Regions from separate parts of the Homo sapiens genome. Here region 1 is linked to region 2. Evidence: read pairs that join two places in POLR2A ChIA-PET (ENCODE). Cell type or tissue: OCI-LY7. All regions are shown on one strand. Links, peaks and the distances in the headings refer to the core of each region. The heading gives the core; the rest is flanking DNA.

What was found. ChIA-PET counts read pairs that join two places held together with the same protein. Peaks named below come from ENCODE experiments on the same cell type or tissue, not always from the same donor. Only the 100,000 strongest peaks of a DNase experiment are listed, where the experiment ranks them.
Region 1: POLR2A ChIA-PET joins it to region 2 with 5 read pairs; 2 of 35 experiments call an interaction of 5 or more read pairs at or near these places.

Annotation. Positions count from the first base shown.
Region 1 is chr12:80,586,172-80,594,517 of GRCh38, forward strand. It overlaps PTPRQ (protein tyrosine phosphatase receptor type Q), which reads left to right. Exons shown (of 45, transcript NM_001145026.2): 26 at 1,958-2,281. The region is part of intron 1 of LOC105369867 (a long non-coding RNA gene); the gene reads right to left. Among named protein-coding and RNA genes, the nearest start is that of MYF6, 120 kb to the right of the region's middle. In OCI-LY7, for the core only: no CTCF peak of the experiment used is centred there; no DNase peak of the experiment used is centred there.
Region 2 is chr12:79,678,675-79,687,020 of GRCh38, forward strand. The region is part of intron 2 of PAWR (pro-apoptotic WT1 regulator); the gene reads right to left. Among named protein-coding and RNA genes, the nearest start is that of PPP1R12A-AS2, 7.2 kb to the right of the region's middle. In OCI-LY7, for the core only: no CTCF peak of the experiment used is centred there; a DNase peak (open chromatin) is centred at 3,567; H3K4me3 peaks cover 1,095 bases.

The DNA.
Region 1 (8,346 bases), core at 320-8,319, 910 kb after region 2:
GTGAATAATGCCGCAATAAACACACAAGAAAAAAACAAACAACCCCATCAAAAAGTGGGCGAAGGACATGAACAGACACTTCTCAAAAGAAGACATTTATGCAGCCAAAAGACACATGAAAAAATGCTCATCATCACTGGCCATCAGAGAAATGCAAATCAAAACCACAATGAGATACCATCTCACACCAGTTAGAATGGCAATCATTAAAAAGTCAGGAAACAACAGGTGCTGGAGAGGATGTGGAGAAATAGGAACACTTTTACACTGTTGGTGGGACTGTAAACTAGTTCAACCATTGTGGAAGTCAGTGTGGCGATTCCTCAGGGATCTAGAACTGGAAATACCATTTGACCCAGCCATCCCATTACTGGGTATATACCCAAAGGACTATAAATCATGCTGCTATAAAGGAATTTAGTATCTTCTAATCCCTTCTCTGATTACCTAATTTAAATTTTCAATATCCCTGAAACTCTCCTTCTTCTCATTCTTCTTTTTCTCCGCAACTCTGATCATCATCCAAAACACTACAGTTGGCCCTCCAAATCCATGTGTTCTGCATCCGTGGATTCAATCAACTACAGCTGGAAAATATACAAAACCAAAATGTGTCTGTACCCCACATGCCCAGACTTTTATTTCTTGGCATTAATCTCTAAACAGTACAACAGCTATTTATAGAGCATTTACATTGTGTTAGGTATTGTAAATAACCTAGAGATTATTTGAATTATATGAGAAGATGTGTGTAGTTTATATGCAGATACTACACCATTTTATATAAGGAATTTGAACGTCTTCTGATTTTGTTCTCCGTGGAAGGTCTGGGAGCCAGTACCCTGTGGATACAAAAGGTGACTATGTACAATACTTATTGATACTTTTATTGTTTACAGCTCCCCTGAATGTAAATTTTCAGGGGCAGGAATTTTTGTCTGTTTTGTTCATTGTATTTTCAGCACCTATAATCCTACCTGTACATATTAGATGCTCTTAGATATTTATTGAATGTTGAATTAATATATCTTTAGAGATCAATGAGCTTTCTAAATATTTATTAATTTTCTTATTTTAAAATGTGAATATTAATATACAGTTCGCATTATGTAATTTTCACATGTCATCATTTTGATTCTCTTTATCTCCATCTTCTTAACAAAGGCCGTTGAAGATATACAAAGAAAGGCATGGTTAAGAAGAGTTCCAATATCACTTAATTGATTGCTCTTTCTTATTTCTAACCATAACATGTGTATATTACTTGCCCAATAAACTGTCTCTTGAAAACAGGACATGAGCTTTATTGTATCCTGAATCCCTAACACCAGGCTCAGAGCCTGACACATGGTATGCATTTGGCAAACCTGTAGTTAGTGTGGAAGCAAATAAATGACTCCAAGCAGGACTACATGTTAATTCTAAATATACATGAGATAAAATAAAAAAAAATAGATGAATTATATACATTAAAACTGTCAGTAATATTGTTTATTTAAAATTGTTTTATAATCAACATTTACTAGATATAAGATGTGTTTGTGTTTATTTAGACATTTAAATACACAAGTATCTTCCCTTGGAACTGAATATTACAAACTCAAACCATACCTAGGGAAGTACTTAGGATGATATGAGCATACAGTTTTCCTTTGTAACAGTGAAATAGTTCTATTTGAAGCCAAAGTTTGTTTATATAAGCCACTTATGATTGAATTTGGAAGCAAAATCAAGAATTAATAAATTACAATTATTTTGTCCTCTACCCTTTTAAAATGATGGTCCCGGAAGCATCACTCTAAGGTTCTTCTCATTAAGTGTGGGGATAATTAATCTAAGAGCTATAGTAATTTGACAGATCTCTACTAGCTCCTCCATAATAGAATTCTATTCTTTCTTCTCTTTATGAAGTGTTTGGTAATTGTAACTGCTTTTAATTTTTCCCTTTAATTTTTAGTTCCCAGTGTTCCCACAAATATTGCTTTTTCTGATGTTCAGTCAACTAGTGCAACATTGACATGGATAAGACCTGACACTATCCTTGGCTACTTTCAAAATTACAAAATTACCACTCAACTTCGTGCTCAAAAATGCAAAGAATGGGAATCCGAAGAATGTGTTGAATATCAAAAAATTCAATACCTCTATGAAGCTCACTTAACTGAAGAGACAGTATATGGATTAAAGAAATTTAGATGGTATAGATTCCAAGTGGCTGCCAGCACCAATGCTGGCTATGGCAATGCTTCAAACTGGATTTCTACAAAAACTCTGCCTGGCCGTGAGTATTGTCCTGACATGTACATACTGATTTCTGTTATATTCTGTATCTGTCTATATATTATGCTTTATACTTAATCTAATTGTGTGTAAAATCACTGAACATAGAAATAACTGAGGACACTACCATATATAACGACATATTTAGTTTTAATTTAGTTGAAACCCAATGAGAAATTCAATGTTAGTCATTATTAGGGCTTTTCTCAAACTCCCAAAGTTGTGCCAAGGTCCTAGAGTCTCATATTGCAACAGTGCATTGTGGGAAGCTACTCTGATGCGCTACCATTAAACCATACTGATTATTATCTAATGCCCTTGACCCAGGCCCACATTTTTCCTTCATATTTAGAGGTTCTGTTGCTTTTAAGCCCAACTTTACAACCTTTTCAGTGACTTCAAACTTACACACACACACGTGTGACCACAATAACCCTGATTGATCTGTCTGCAAGTCGTTTTTCAGCTTGTGTTTTTCAACTGCACAAAATTCTGAGGCAAAGAAATATCAAGCATTCAACTCCCAGCTTGAGATGGGAAGAAGAAAATACAGAGAAGAAACACAAATACTTGAAATTGTTTTGCCATCTATACATCTTTCAGGACTTTAAGTGCTTTTCCATACAAACCACTAAATGTATAGGTAAAGATTGCTCTTGCAACTTAGGTTTTATGTTTATAGCTAACTGGTTGCCCTGCTTGCTTGGAGAATATCATTAACCATAATTAAGTAAAAAATGTATATTCCTTATCCTGAACTCTGTTTACATAGAATTGTGATGGTTACTATGCAACATAAATAAGTTGCAAATCAAGTCCTGCAAGCCAGAGCTCTGGGAAATGGCTGCATTCTCTGAAATGCCATTTCTGCCCCAGCCCTCCAGAGCAAATTTCAGGTTTGCCAGGCCACCCATCCCATATAAATCCTTCAGATATAGGCCTTATGTTATCATCTTCCTATCTTGACTGAGACTCTTTAAAGGGGATTCCTTTCAAATCCAAATTACATATTCTTAAACATTTTTGATACTTATTAGTATAGTAACATACCTACACACACACACATAGATTTTCAGTGACAAATACCATGTTAGTACTTATAGATAGTGAAATACACTTTGATCTAGAGGGCTTTATTTTCTAGGCCACCAATTGTGTCTCCTGTTACAATTTCCCAGAGTATCTGGCATAATGTCTGTAATAGTAAATGTTCAATAAATGTTTGTTAATATAATTTGACATTTGAGGTAGAATCCTGACAACTCAGACTTTGACACAATTGTCCAACCTTTTCTCTTTCTGGCACTTTGACACTTGGTTTCTGTAAGATCTACCCTTCTGTTTTTTCTCCTACCTTCCTGGTAGCTCCGTCTCCGTCCTCTTTGCTGAATTATTCTCAGCAAATAATTGTTTTTTAACTGTAAGCATTGGAGAGATGAGAGAGCTGTACTTGGCCCTTTTCTCTTCTTTATCAGCACACAACCCCAAGGAGATTTTACCTTAATTGCTCTTATTCTGGTCTATAGCTTTGAAGTCTGCTTACATCTTGACTATTCTCAAATACTATTTCCAGTCCTGAATGCTGCCTAGAACTCCAGATCAGAATATCTGCCTGATCAACTAATCACTGGGCTTGTGTGTTGAATATACTTCTCTATATTAACATGATCAAATACCAAACCTTCTCATATCATTATTTATCTGTTTGCAGCAAATGAAAATCCAGGCACTGTTCCTTTCCTCCTCAATCCTGCCCATGATTCATTTCAACCACACCATCTAAACAAATTCCTCCATTTGCATTACTATTACATTAGTACAACTCTTCATTACTGCTCCCACAGCACTAGCCTAACTAGCCTCCTACACTGCCAGACTGGTCTTTTTCAACCTAAAGCAGATGATGTCACTTTCTTGCTTAAAACTATCCAATGGGCTGGGCGCAGTGGTTCATGCCTGTAATCCCTGCACTTTGAGAGGCTGAGGCGGGTGGATCACGAGGTCAGGAGATCGAGACTATCCTGGCTAACATGGTGAAACCCCGTCTCTACTAAAAAATACAAAAAATTAGCCAGGCATGGTGGCAGGTGCCTGTAGTCCCAGCTACTCGGGAGGCTGAGGCAGGAGAATGGCATGAACCCGGAAGGCGGAGCTTGCAGTGAGCCGAAATCGCACCACTGCACTCCAGCCTGGGCACAGAGCAAGACTCCGTCTCAAAAAAAAAAAAAAAAAAAAAAAAACTATCCAATGTACTCCCATGGCTCTTAGAATAAATTTTACATTTCTTAACATGGTTAACAAGCCCTATATGACCTGGCTTTTACCTTAAACTTTAACATTATTTATAGCCATGTTTCCCCCATACCATTGTCTTCCACTCATACTAGACATTTTTTGTTGCTTACACAAAATAAATTCTTAGAACTTGCATCTTTGTATTCCCTGTTTCTTTTGACTAGAATGTTCTTCCACCTCCTTCTTCACATGAGCAGCTTCTTATAACGTAGATCTTTACTTAAATGATCCCTGATCAGAATGAATTTCCCTGACCACTCAATCTAAAAATAGTCATGCAGTAATCTTATATAATATCATGTTATTTTAATGAACATTTATAATTACACGATCATTTTTATTTGCTTGTGTTTAGGATCTGCCTTGATCATTGCTTTTTTTTTTTTTTTTTTTTTTTGCGACAGGATCTCATTCTTTCACCCAGGCTGGGGTGCTGGGGCACGGTCACAGCTTACTGCAGCCTCGACCTCCTGGGCTCAAGTAATCCTCCCACCTCAGCCTCCTAAGTAGCTAAGACTACAGGCACACGCCACTGTGACCAGCTAATTTTAAAAACAATTTTGATAGAGATGAGGTCTCACTATATTGCCCAAGCTGGTCTTAAACTCTTGGGCTCAAGTGATCCTCCTGCCGTGGCCTCCCACAGTGCTGAGATTTCAGGCATGAGCTACCATCCCACGCATATTTTCTTATTGTCTAGAATAGTTCCCAGTACCAGTAGATACTCTATAAATATTCCCTGAATGAGAGAAATTTGATTCATTAAGTTCTAGTGGGTAGGACAAAACAGATTGTTTTCCAGTGCAGGTGATGATAAGGATGACGATACTATAACAAAGATAGCAAAAATATAGAAAAAATTCAGTTTACTTTGGGGTTAGTCAGTAGGTATGGTTATTTTGAACCTGCTGATTTTGTCAAGAAATAGCTATTCTAATATAACTAGAAAACAGAAATAAATAAATGCCCAGAGAACAAAACCAAATACATCAGTAGCCTAGATCTGGCTTGTGGACAGCTGATTTGTAACCTTTGGTTAAATTATGCCTGTGCCTTTGTGCCTGCTGCCACTAAGAGTTCCTATTCTGAGTATCTCACTTGGGGAGTACCTGCTTCTAATTGCCACACTGAGCCAGGAAGTGAACTTTTTAAATGCACAGTCTCTTGCAAGCACACTTGACACTATTATACAAGATGTTTAATTAGCATAAAACAACATATAACATGATCAGTTCAGAAGTTGGTAAATGAAACTGAAAAGTTGGATTTCTAAATAATCCTACATTCTCAAGTCTTTCCACTTGAATATCATTCTTTCCACCCTATTTCCTCCACTTCTTACCCCCGTTTAAGTTCTATGGCCATATTTTATTTCCAGGAGACACAGGGGAAATGGTCTTTCTACCACTGTGATTAGGAGAGAAAGATGAAAAGATTTATATTTTTCAACTTCGTGATAACAAACATATGATTGCATTCTCAAAACTCATAGCTTTTCAACTAAGTAGTCATAAGTGGTTGAGGATAATTCTTTAAATTTTGACGATGAGTTGGTTACTCGTCTTTTAGTTTCAAGAATGGAGGAAATTTTTGCTTCCAATGGAATAGAAGACATTTTTCTAATGATAAATATTGTACAATTGAATTTCCAAATTTCATAATTTATACATCAAAATAAAAGTTCTATTTATTATATTAAGTCAGGAAGAGATAATTTGAGATTATATGGGGAACTGCATATATTATTGCAACATAATATATATGGTGAAATAACATAAGAATAAAAGAAATTATAACAGTTAAGTAACGGAAGTCTTGAAGAGCAATAATCCTTTTAATATTAAAAATAAGGCATTCATAGATGTTGCTTCTGCATACCAAAGATGAAAATATAATGGCCATGTTGCAAACTCAAAAAATAATTTGGATGAAGAATATTAATAAGTTTTGTATTATGTATAATTCACTTAAAAATGTGGCATGAGTCATGTGGTGGCTCATGCCTGTAATCCCAGCACTTTGGGAGGCTGATGCGGGCGGATCATTTGAGGTCAGGAATTTGAAATCAGCCTTTCCAACATGGTGAAACCCTGTCTCTTCTAAAAATACAAAAAATTATCCGAACATGGTGGTGGGCACCTGTAATCCCAACTCCTTGGGAGGCTGAGGGAGGAGAATTGCTTGGACCCGGGAGGTGGAGCTTGCAATGAGCCAAGATTGTGCCACTGCACTCTAGCCTGGGTTACAAAGCCAGACTCCATCTCAAAAATAAAATAAAAATGCAATATGTTGTTTCATGATATAAAATAAAATAATAACTCTTTCTCTGAATTAGAGAAAAGACTAAACAACAATATAAAATAGTACAAAATAACTATCTCAGAGAACTGCATTTTATCCTAATGACATAAAGTTGTACTCAAGCACTTACTAATATAACATCTTGTCAAAACCTGGATCTTCTCTATAAAGAGTTATTGATTAATGGGTAGTTTGAAATCAAATTGTTTAAAATTTGAGTAACTCCAATAAAAGACCACCTAGTTTTAATAATAAATATTATAAAAGTTTCTACAATGGATTATATAATCAGAAAACATGTTATCATTAACTATCTGAGCCCATAACAAAGAGCATCAAAATTGAAGATCAGGAAGAAAAGTCAGAATGCAAGCTGAGATTTAAATTGGATTACCCTGTGAATCTGAGTGTACACCTGTAAAACAGAATAAATAAGGGAAACAATATTCAACCAACTCAAGCTAACCATTCTTTCTCTCACATGCTCTCACCTAGATCATTGAAGCCAAATTGCTTTTGTTCTCAACTAATCCGTATAATAGCCATAATCCTACTGCATGCTGAGAGTGTATAGATACAAATATAAGCATAAAAATTTTAAAAAATGGCAGAAATATTTACCTTGAAACATTACAGTCATGCAAATTATTTTACTCATCTATTTTTCTGATTATCCTTAAAGTCAAAAGCAGTTTGAGTGGTGTGTGTATATATGTGGTGGTGATGTAAAGTCACAAGCTGTTAAATGTTTCTGTGGTGCACAATAGATACTTATGCTGAGGAAATGTACAACTTTAAAGGAGTGTGGGTGTGAAATTAGTATGAAATGGAATGGGACTCTCATAATGTGCGTCTCCTATAGACCACCAAGACTGGAAGACAGCAAGAAAGGAAAATTCCTGGGGTAACACTTAGGTTGGGAAAACCACAGGATACCATACTCATGAGGAATTTTAACTACCCAAACATCTGTTAGGTTAAAAAAAATTCAACAAAACATGCCTCATCAAAGAAGTTTCTAAGGAATGCAACTTTATGATCTAAAAAGAAGAAAACCAAATAGAGGGCAAAGTACACTTTAACATTATTTAAAATTAAAAATTGTCAATGTGTTACTAAATATCAGTTGTTTTCCTTAGTTTTTTCTAAACTGTGTAATACACTTATGTGATAAGTGTTATAGTAACAGAGGTAGAAATTATCCTTTTTATAAAGAAGCAATTATATAATGGTAAGAAGTGATTTTAGCCATAAGTAAATAGGAGTCTATAATTCAAGACATTTAGAAGTTCATTTGGTGGCAGTGCAGTATTAGGATGGGCTCCATCTTGCTGCCACTAGAGAAAATAAATATCATTTATTCTAGACATGATGGTTGCACTTCTGCAAAATTAGTTAGATGCTGTTGAAAATCTTCTAAATTAGTTACACAGGACTCCCTAATGGGTAATTCAAGACAACATTTCTGTC
Region 2 (8,346 bases), core at 255-8,254:
AATATAAAGTTATTATTTCTATTACTTCCCAGTTCTGTGCCTTTGCACGTGCTATTTGCTCTACCTGAAATGTTACCCTGTTCCCCTCTTCACTTGGAGAATCTTTCTTACCAACTGAGACCTAAAGCATAATACCACCTCATGTTATGTAAAGCCTTTATTGACTTCCTTAATTAATGGCTCCCTTTAGGGTATTTTTTTTTTTTTTTTGGCGGGGGTGGGAGGCACAGGATGGTGGTTAGAGACAAGGTCTCACTCTGTCACCCAGGCTGAAGTGCAGTGGCATTATCATAGCTAACGGCAGCCTAAAATTCCTGGGCTCAAGCAATCCTCCTGCCTAAGTCTCCCAATCTGCTGAGATAACAGGTGAAAGCCACTGTGCCCGGCCCATGGCCCCCTTTTCTGTGCTAGTTCAGTACTTTGCTCTTTTCTCCATCATAGTTGTTATTATACTAACCTCTAATTATTTATCTCTTTCCCTGAAAGATTAGAAGTTCCTTAAAGACTGGTGAATATTTTCTATCACACAGCACTGAGCCTGGGGCACACAACAGGCATTCATATGTTTCTGAAGAAACATTTACATATAGATTCTTATAAAAGAATCTATAAAAAATGCTGCAGCATATGAGAGGAGTGACAGGGCAAATGCTACAGAGAGGACAAATGGAATGAAAGAAGCTGTCACATTCGGCAATTAAGAGGTCACAAGTTTGGTGACACTGGTACAAAAAAAAGGTCACAGGCAACCTTAGAGAGATGAATTTCAGTACTGTAGTAAGAAATGAACAGTCAGCAGGTGAAAATGTTGCCTTTAAGAAACTGACCAATTATGGAGAAAAAACAGTAAGCTGAAGGTAAAGCAAAATTAAGGGAACATTTCTGCATGACAAGATGAACCAGGAGGTAGAGGCTGAGTATTTAAGTAAGAGGTAATAAAATAAAATCCCTGATACGGCAGTAGTATTAGCCTGGTGGGGCCAGGAGCAGTGGGGGATATGCTAGACTCAGCTAGAGGAAAAAGGTTGAGGTTGAAATGCAACTTAAGTTTTGAGGTAAAAGCTTTCTGGAAAGACTACATTAATGTTTTGTTTTTTGTAATGGGCTAGATGATCTCTAAACACTTTTCCAGCTCAAAACATCCAGTTATGTAATTTTTAATGCCAATGAAATATCTCTGAAATCTATTCTTTCTTTCCTTTTCTACCACTATTGCCCTAGCGATCATTATTAGTATACTCTTATATGAGTACTCCCATTTCTCTGCTTCCTATACCTTTCCTCTATGTCATTACTTGGATTGATCTTCCCAAGCCATTGTTTTCTATGTTTTTACAACGTTTTACATATTTTAGACAGATTGATGGGGATACAGATATCTATGCATGGGTAGACATATACGCACTATAACATTTGTTTAGAAAAACATGGATTTGTCCCAATGCCACTGATATGAACACATGTTAGGGAACAAGTTGAGAATAACACTAATTTTGTGTTTGCTTATGTTCAAATGCAAGAAATGCTCAGCAGGCACAGATAACTGCAACCCAGTCACGTAGAAATATATGCATACACACCTCAAACATCTGCCAGTTACGTCAGTTCACTGCATACGTTATGAGCTACACCCATCCACATCTGGTGTAACACTCTCACTCCAATTTCAGATAACCTTCCTCCTACCATTTTACAGTAATTCACAAGCTGGGATCCTTCTAACACTTTTCAAAAAGTTTAGGTATTTTTCAAAGTAAAGTGTCATATTTGTTGTAGTATTTATGTACTTATTAAGCATTTAACATGTGTGAAACTGCTAGTTTTTATTAGGTTTCTATCTTTTTAAATGCCATTGACAAAGTTTTTGAGTGTTATGCCCCAAACTCCATTTTCACATATGCCCTACAGTTTTTACTGCACAATTTTGCATACCATGATGAGTTTCAGGAACTTATTTCAGCTACAGCATACATACATTTATAATTACTCCAGCTCCAACCACCAACTTCCCAGTGAAATCAAAGGTTATAGAGGTTTAAAAAAAGAAAAAACCTCTGGTCATCCTTCACAATTATCTGAACCTATGAGACTCTTTCAATGGCACAAACACTTTTCCTGAGCAATGTTTCAGGAAACACAATATATGAAAAGAAAAAAATAGACCAGGTGGAGTGGCTCACACCTGTAATCCCAACAACACTTTGAGAGGCCAAGGTGAGAGAAGCATTTGCGTGTAGGAGTTCAAGACCAGCAACATACTGAGACCCCATCTCTACAAACAAATTAAAAAATTAGCCCAATGTGGTGGTGCAAGCCTGCAGTCCCAGCTACTCAGGAGGCTCACGTGGGAGGATCTCTTGAACTCAGGAGGTTGAGTCTGCAGTGAGCCATGATCGTGCCACTGCACTGAGCCTGGGTGACAGAGATCCTGTCTCAGAAAAAAGGAGAAGAAGGGAGGGGAGGGGAGGGGTGGGGAGGGGAGGGGAGGGGAGGAAAGGAAAGGAAAGGGCTATTTATCTAAGACTATTTATGGGCTAATCAAAAAGCCACATAATAAGGCAGATAAGCAGTAAGGTCCTTTCCCAATGAAGTAATGGTTAAGTATTTTAATATCAAACAGCACAAAACACATGCATCCAACTGGACATGGTGGCTCATGCCTGTACTCTCAGCTGCTTGGTAGGCTGAGGCAAGAGGATCACTTGAGCCCAGGAGTTTGAGGCTGAGTCATCACACCATAGTACTGCAGCCTGGGGAACAAGCAAGATCCCTGTCTCTAAAAAACATACAACAAAAGATACATACACATCCACCCCTATTTTTGAAGTTATAGAATAACATCATAAAAATACTCATGATGAGTGGTTAAGTATACACACAAATCAATAGTGTGGTTCCATTTCTCAAGTAGATTCAAAAAAATAAGAATAGAAACACAAATATTAATATGTATAAGATAACAGGTTTTTCTACCTTTCCTTGGATTTATTTCCATGAGAGAACTACAGTGAACACACTGCCTTTTTTTTAACACATTACTTCTACTAGCAGAAAAAAATTAGGATTACATAAATTTGATTTGCATCAACTTTTGCTTACATTATAGGATATGGAGAAGTCTTTCAAGAATTTGAAACCTAAAAGTAACTTCTTTGATTATTTCAGCTAATACAATCGTACTTTTTATTCCTATTCCTCAAGCACCATCTTCTGAATGTTAACTCTGTTCTGAGATTTACATTCTTTTTAAATACTACTAAAAATATTCTGGAAAAAACTCCAAAATAATAGAAAATCAATTGATACTTTATGTAACCTGCAAATTCTAAAATATTAAGTAGTTTGCTTACATGACCATAGATAAGCTTAGTCTGAAAGATGTCTTTTTAAGTTAATTTCATCTGTTTCAGTTCTGTATTTCAAACTGTATATTATTATGTTTATTTATCCTATTCTCTTAGTCCCCCTAGAGTTTTGTTTTGTTTGAGTTTTTCTGAGCCAGGGTCTCACTTTGTCACCCAGGCTGTAGTGCAGTTGAGCAGTCACGGCTCACTGCAGGCTCGACCTCCTGGGCTCAATTGATTCTCCCACCTTAGCTTCTCAAAGTGGTAGCATTAGAGGTGTGAGCTATGGCACCTGGCCCCACAGAATTTATTATGAAGAGCCTGAAAACAAAGTTTCAGCTGCCACAGAATTGTAATCCACAATATAAATTCTCTCCTATCTGTTCACTTCAGCAAAACCTAACAAAATATTAATTTTCAGAATACAACTGCCCTATTTCTTCAACTACTTAAAATAAATGAGACTATCATTGAAAAATACACTGTGACCCACAAAATTTTGCTGGACAAAATCTCCAAAAACTATCACAGAATAAACATTTTACTAGTCAACTGACATGCTAAGATTTGAACTTGCTGGAGCTCTTTTTACCTTTGAAGTGTGTGATTTTGCTGCTTTTAGAATTTAAATATTCCTACAATGTCGTTCAGCCATGGTGCCCTGTGTATTTTTACATAGCCTAAGGAGAATGTAACAGGTGGCTGAGGCTCAATTCTATACATGTAGGTATATGGCTATAACACATTTGCCTAAGATCTAAACAGAAAGTTGACTCAGCAGTTAACCAAATATGTTCAAAATCAATTGCCAGTCAAGGATGCCTATAGGTCTAACATGTAAGATTTGTAATCAATGGGAAAAATGTTTGCACTTGATAGTAGTTTGATAAGATGGCAAACACAATGCTTTAAAAGTTTGAGTTGCTAATTATCAAATACATTTATAAACACAAGTATATGCTTTCACTTAAAGATATGTAAAAATTAAAAATGAGTGAAAGTAAAGTTCTAATTACGCATTAACTATTTGAGGTGTTTCTGTAGTCTAGACTTGTCTAAATTCTGGAAAAGAGGCAAAGCAGACAGAGCATTTTGCACTAAGTATGTGACATTACATAAATGTTTAAAGTACTTTGAATTTCCAAGTAGCTCAACCTGTCTGTTAAAATATGCACAGTTTTAAATTGGAAGAAAAAAATGAAAATGTTTAACAACCTCATAGGAAATTAACCTATACAGTAACTACAATTTCTGATTTGGGCATTTTTATAACATTTTCACAAACATCATTTTATTTAATTCATGTAACAATCCTGTTAGATAACCAGCATTCATTTCATTTGACGGATCAGTAAACTAGTACAGGGTATTTAAGTTAGTTCTTCCCAAACTTTAGTGTGTACCAAAATCACTCAAGTTAAAATGCAGACTCTCAGATAACATCCCTAACCCAGACTGGGGTGGATTCCAGAAATCTGATTTTAAATAAATGGCAAAAGTGATACTGGTAGAGATGGTCCCCCCAGAAACATCTTTTAGGACACTGATTCTAGTACTGTAACTAAAGTGGTAAGCAGTGGAAACTCCTTTTTTTTTTTTTTTTAACTCTGAATCAATGTTCCCAAATGTTTAGATGACAGAGCTTTGCAGATCTCCATGAAAGATATGTAAAAGTTTTATTAAGGTGAAAGTATTACACTCAGTTAAATTGTTAGGTTTTTGCAAAAGTAATCCAACTATTAGGCTGGTGCCATTACTTTCAATGGCAAAAACTGTGATTACTTTTGCACAAACCTAATAAATACCTATTATACTAAACTCCACTGCAAACAAATGGTAGTAGGTGCCCAAGTTTTAAGAAACTTAAAATTGAGGAGATCCTACCATAATTTCATTTTCTCTGTAAAGTGGGAAAGGCTGATATTAAATTATTTTAAGTTAATGGCTTCTCATAATTTGAATACCATATCACTTTACTGAAAGGAAAGCTAAAATTTAGGGACCAGAGGTTCTAAGAACATAATGAAAAATAAAGATGAAAATATAAAAGCACTTAAGAGCACACCGTGTGAATACTAAAAAACCACTGAACTGTACACTTTAAAAGGGTAAATTTTATTGTATGTGAATTATATCTCAATTTTTAAAAAAGGAAAAAAAGCACAGAGAAAATGTCAAACCCTAATATTTGCCAATAATTTTATACTTATAAAACATTATATCAACCTTGCTATTAAATGGCATAATTATTTTCTGGCACACATCATAGGTGCTAAAAAAAAAATGCAGAAATAATAAATAGCATAGATAGGCTTGGTACGGTAGCTCCCACCTGTAATCCAAGCACTTTGGGAGGCTGAGGCGGGTAGATCACTTGAGGCTGGAAGTTTGAGAGCAGCCTGGCCAACATGGCGAAACACCATCTCTACTAAAAATACAAAAATTAGCCAGGCATGGTGGTGCACACCTGCAGTCCCAGCTACTTGGGAGACTGACGCAGGAGAATTGCTTGAACCCGGGAGGTGGAGGCTGCAGTGAGCTGAGATCACACCACATGCCACTGTACTCCAGCCTGGGCAACAGAGCAAGACTCCACCTCAAAAAAAAAAGAAAGAAAGAAAAAAACAAAGAAAATAGTATAAACAGGCCACTAGCTTGATAATGATTTTAAATAAGAATTTTAATGCCAGTGTTTATATATTCATTTGTTCTCAAAATTTTCCATTAAAGTCTCACTTCATCTATGTTCTATAAATAGGGCTATTTTTAAATTCCATAGTCATATACTAACAATTTAACACTAAAATATTCTTTGTATTTCTTAAACTAGGTATACAGTATGTAATACACTGAAGTGTAGTAAGATGGTTTATTACGCACAAGACTGTGAGTGCAAACTATCTCTAATCTACTTCTCACTACATGTATGACCTGAAGCAAGTAACATACCTTCTCTTCCCCATTTTCCCATAGGGCTGTGGTGAGAATTAAATGCACTAATGTATGTCAAGTGCTTAGAACAGTGCCTGGCACTTAATAAGCACACCATAAATGTCATCTACTTTAATTATGTAATTATTATTTTTATGAGAAATGACATCCCAGCTCAGACAACTCAGTACAAATCCTGATAATATTAAAATTTCAATTTACTTTACCAGTGAGCTCAAACATTTAGGAAAGCTGGGCTAATAGCCCAGGTTTTACACTAAACAGTCTCAGTGTTTACACTATATCTACCCCATTCACGAATCAAATTTTCTCCAACTCTGAGTCATTATTAGTTTCTCTCCTGACTCATCACACAGAAAGGTAGACAGTCTGGAGCATAATGGGAATAACAAAAGGCATTTCTTAATCCACCTGGATTTATAAAGTTTACTAAGTGGAACTTGTCCTATATATAATGTTCAATAAACATACTAAATAATTATGACCTAACCTGTGTTCACTTAAAAGTGCTTTCTATATGTTAAATGCTCCTTTATCTTCCCTTTCACCAACACGAGTTCAAACTATGGAGTAGGTGTCATGACCCCATCTTGATAGAAAAACAATATATCACTTAGGTAAAATCAAAGATTCACATTTTCTGACCACTAGCCAAAAATAAATTTACGTTTTGCCGAGAGCCTGGTGTTCAAAATTTTGCCACTCTATAGGTTAGAGGGTCAGAGGCAATCTCTGAGTCCACAAATTTGACCTGAAATTCTATTCAATTCCATACCTTTACTGTTTTCCTCATTCAGATGTTTAAATTACTTAAGATAATCTTTAATAAAAAGTTATGTAAAAATCTAGGGAAATATGCTGAATAATGAAAAGTAGGTTAATTTTTAAAAACTCCCCTTTCCCTAGATATATACATACACACAAAATACACAAAAATGTTTAAAATATTGCTCTATCAGTTACTTTCTATGTGATCTTGAATCATTTAAGCTCTAAGTCTTCATTTTCTCCTCTGGAAATAGTGATAAACAGTGTAACTACCACATGAGATTGCTGTGAACTTCAGTACATAAAGCACTTTAGCCAACCACTAAAGCTAAACCACTTTAGCCAACCACTATTTTAAAACAGAAGTTTTAAATACTGTATATGTTAACTTTTATACTTAAACCAAAACTTCAGTGCCACCTCTACCTATTCAAAGATTACATTTTCTATGGCACCCATCTCCATTAACCCATTCACACAACCCTACTCAATGGCAGTAACTTCACAAACCCCCTGGAAACAAGTATGTAACTGTCTAGGAAGCTTTCTTCAACTATCACTCCTCCTCCCTGGGTTAGGTACCCTGCTCAGGCACTAAGCTATACTTACTACTCTACTTTTCACATTTCCTTATATTACCTGAGAGCACCTCGTGGGCAAGGCTTATGTCCTATTCATTTCTATACCCAGACTGCAGTCCAACAGTTGTTATCACTGACTCACATTTGAATCAAATGGGGAACTTATAAAAATATTAATGCCTGGGATCCATCCCAGACCCATTCAATATTACAGGGTGGGGTGAAGGGACAAAGAGGGCACGGAATTGAATTAGCATGAGCAAACATTTTTTTAAAGATCCTAACATGCTATCAATGTGCTGCTCAAGTTAAGAACCACTGCATGTCGGTACTTAATATACTATACAAACAATTATGTATACATGTACATATGTGAGAACATATGTAAAAATATACAAGTACTGAAAAGTTTAAGACTCAGGTCAAGATTCTCATCCTCAATAGCTTCTCCCAGCCCAATCATCTCCCCCTTTTAAACACACACTATTTCCAATAAATAGTTACATGCTTCATTAAGATGGCTTTTAAACTGTTAACTCAGTACTTAAATTTTTTCATGTAATTATGCCTTATCCTTCTTCCTAGATTATAGCCTTGCTCCTTGAGAATATACACTGCCGTGTTCTTATTTTCTCCACTGCTTAAGGATAGTGTCTTTAACAGGTATGTAATACACATTTGACTGATCTGATAAACACACA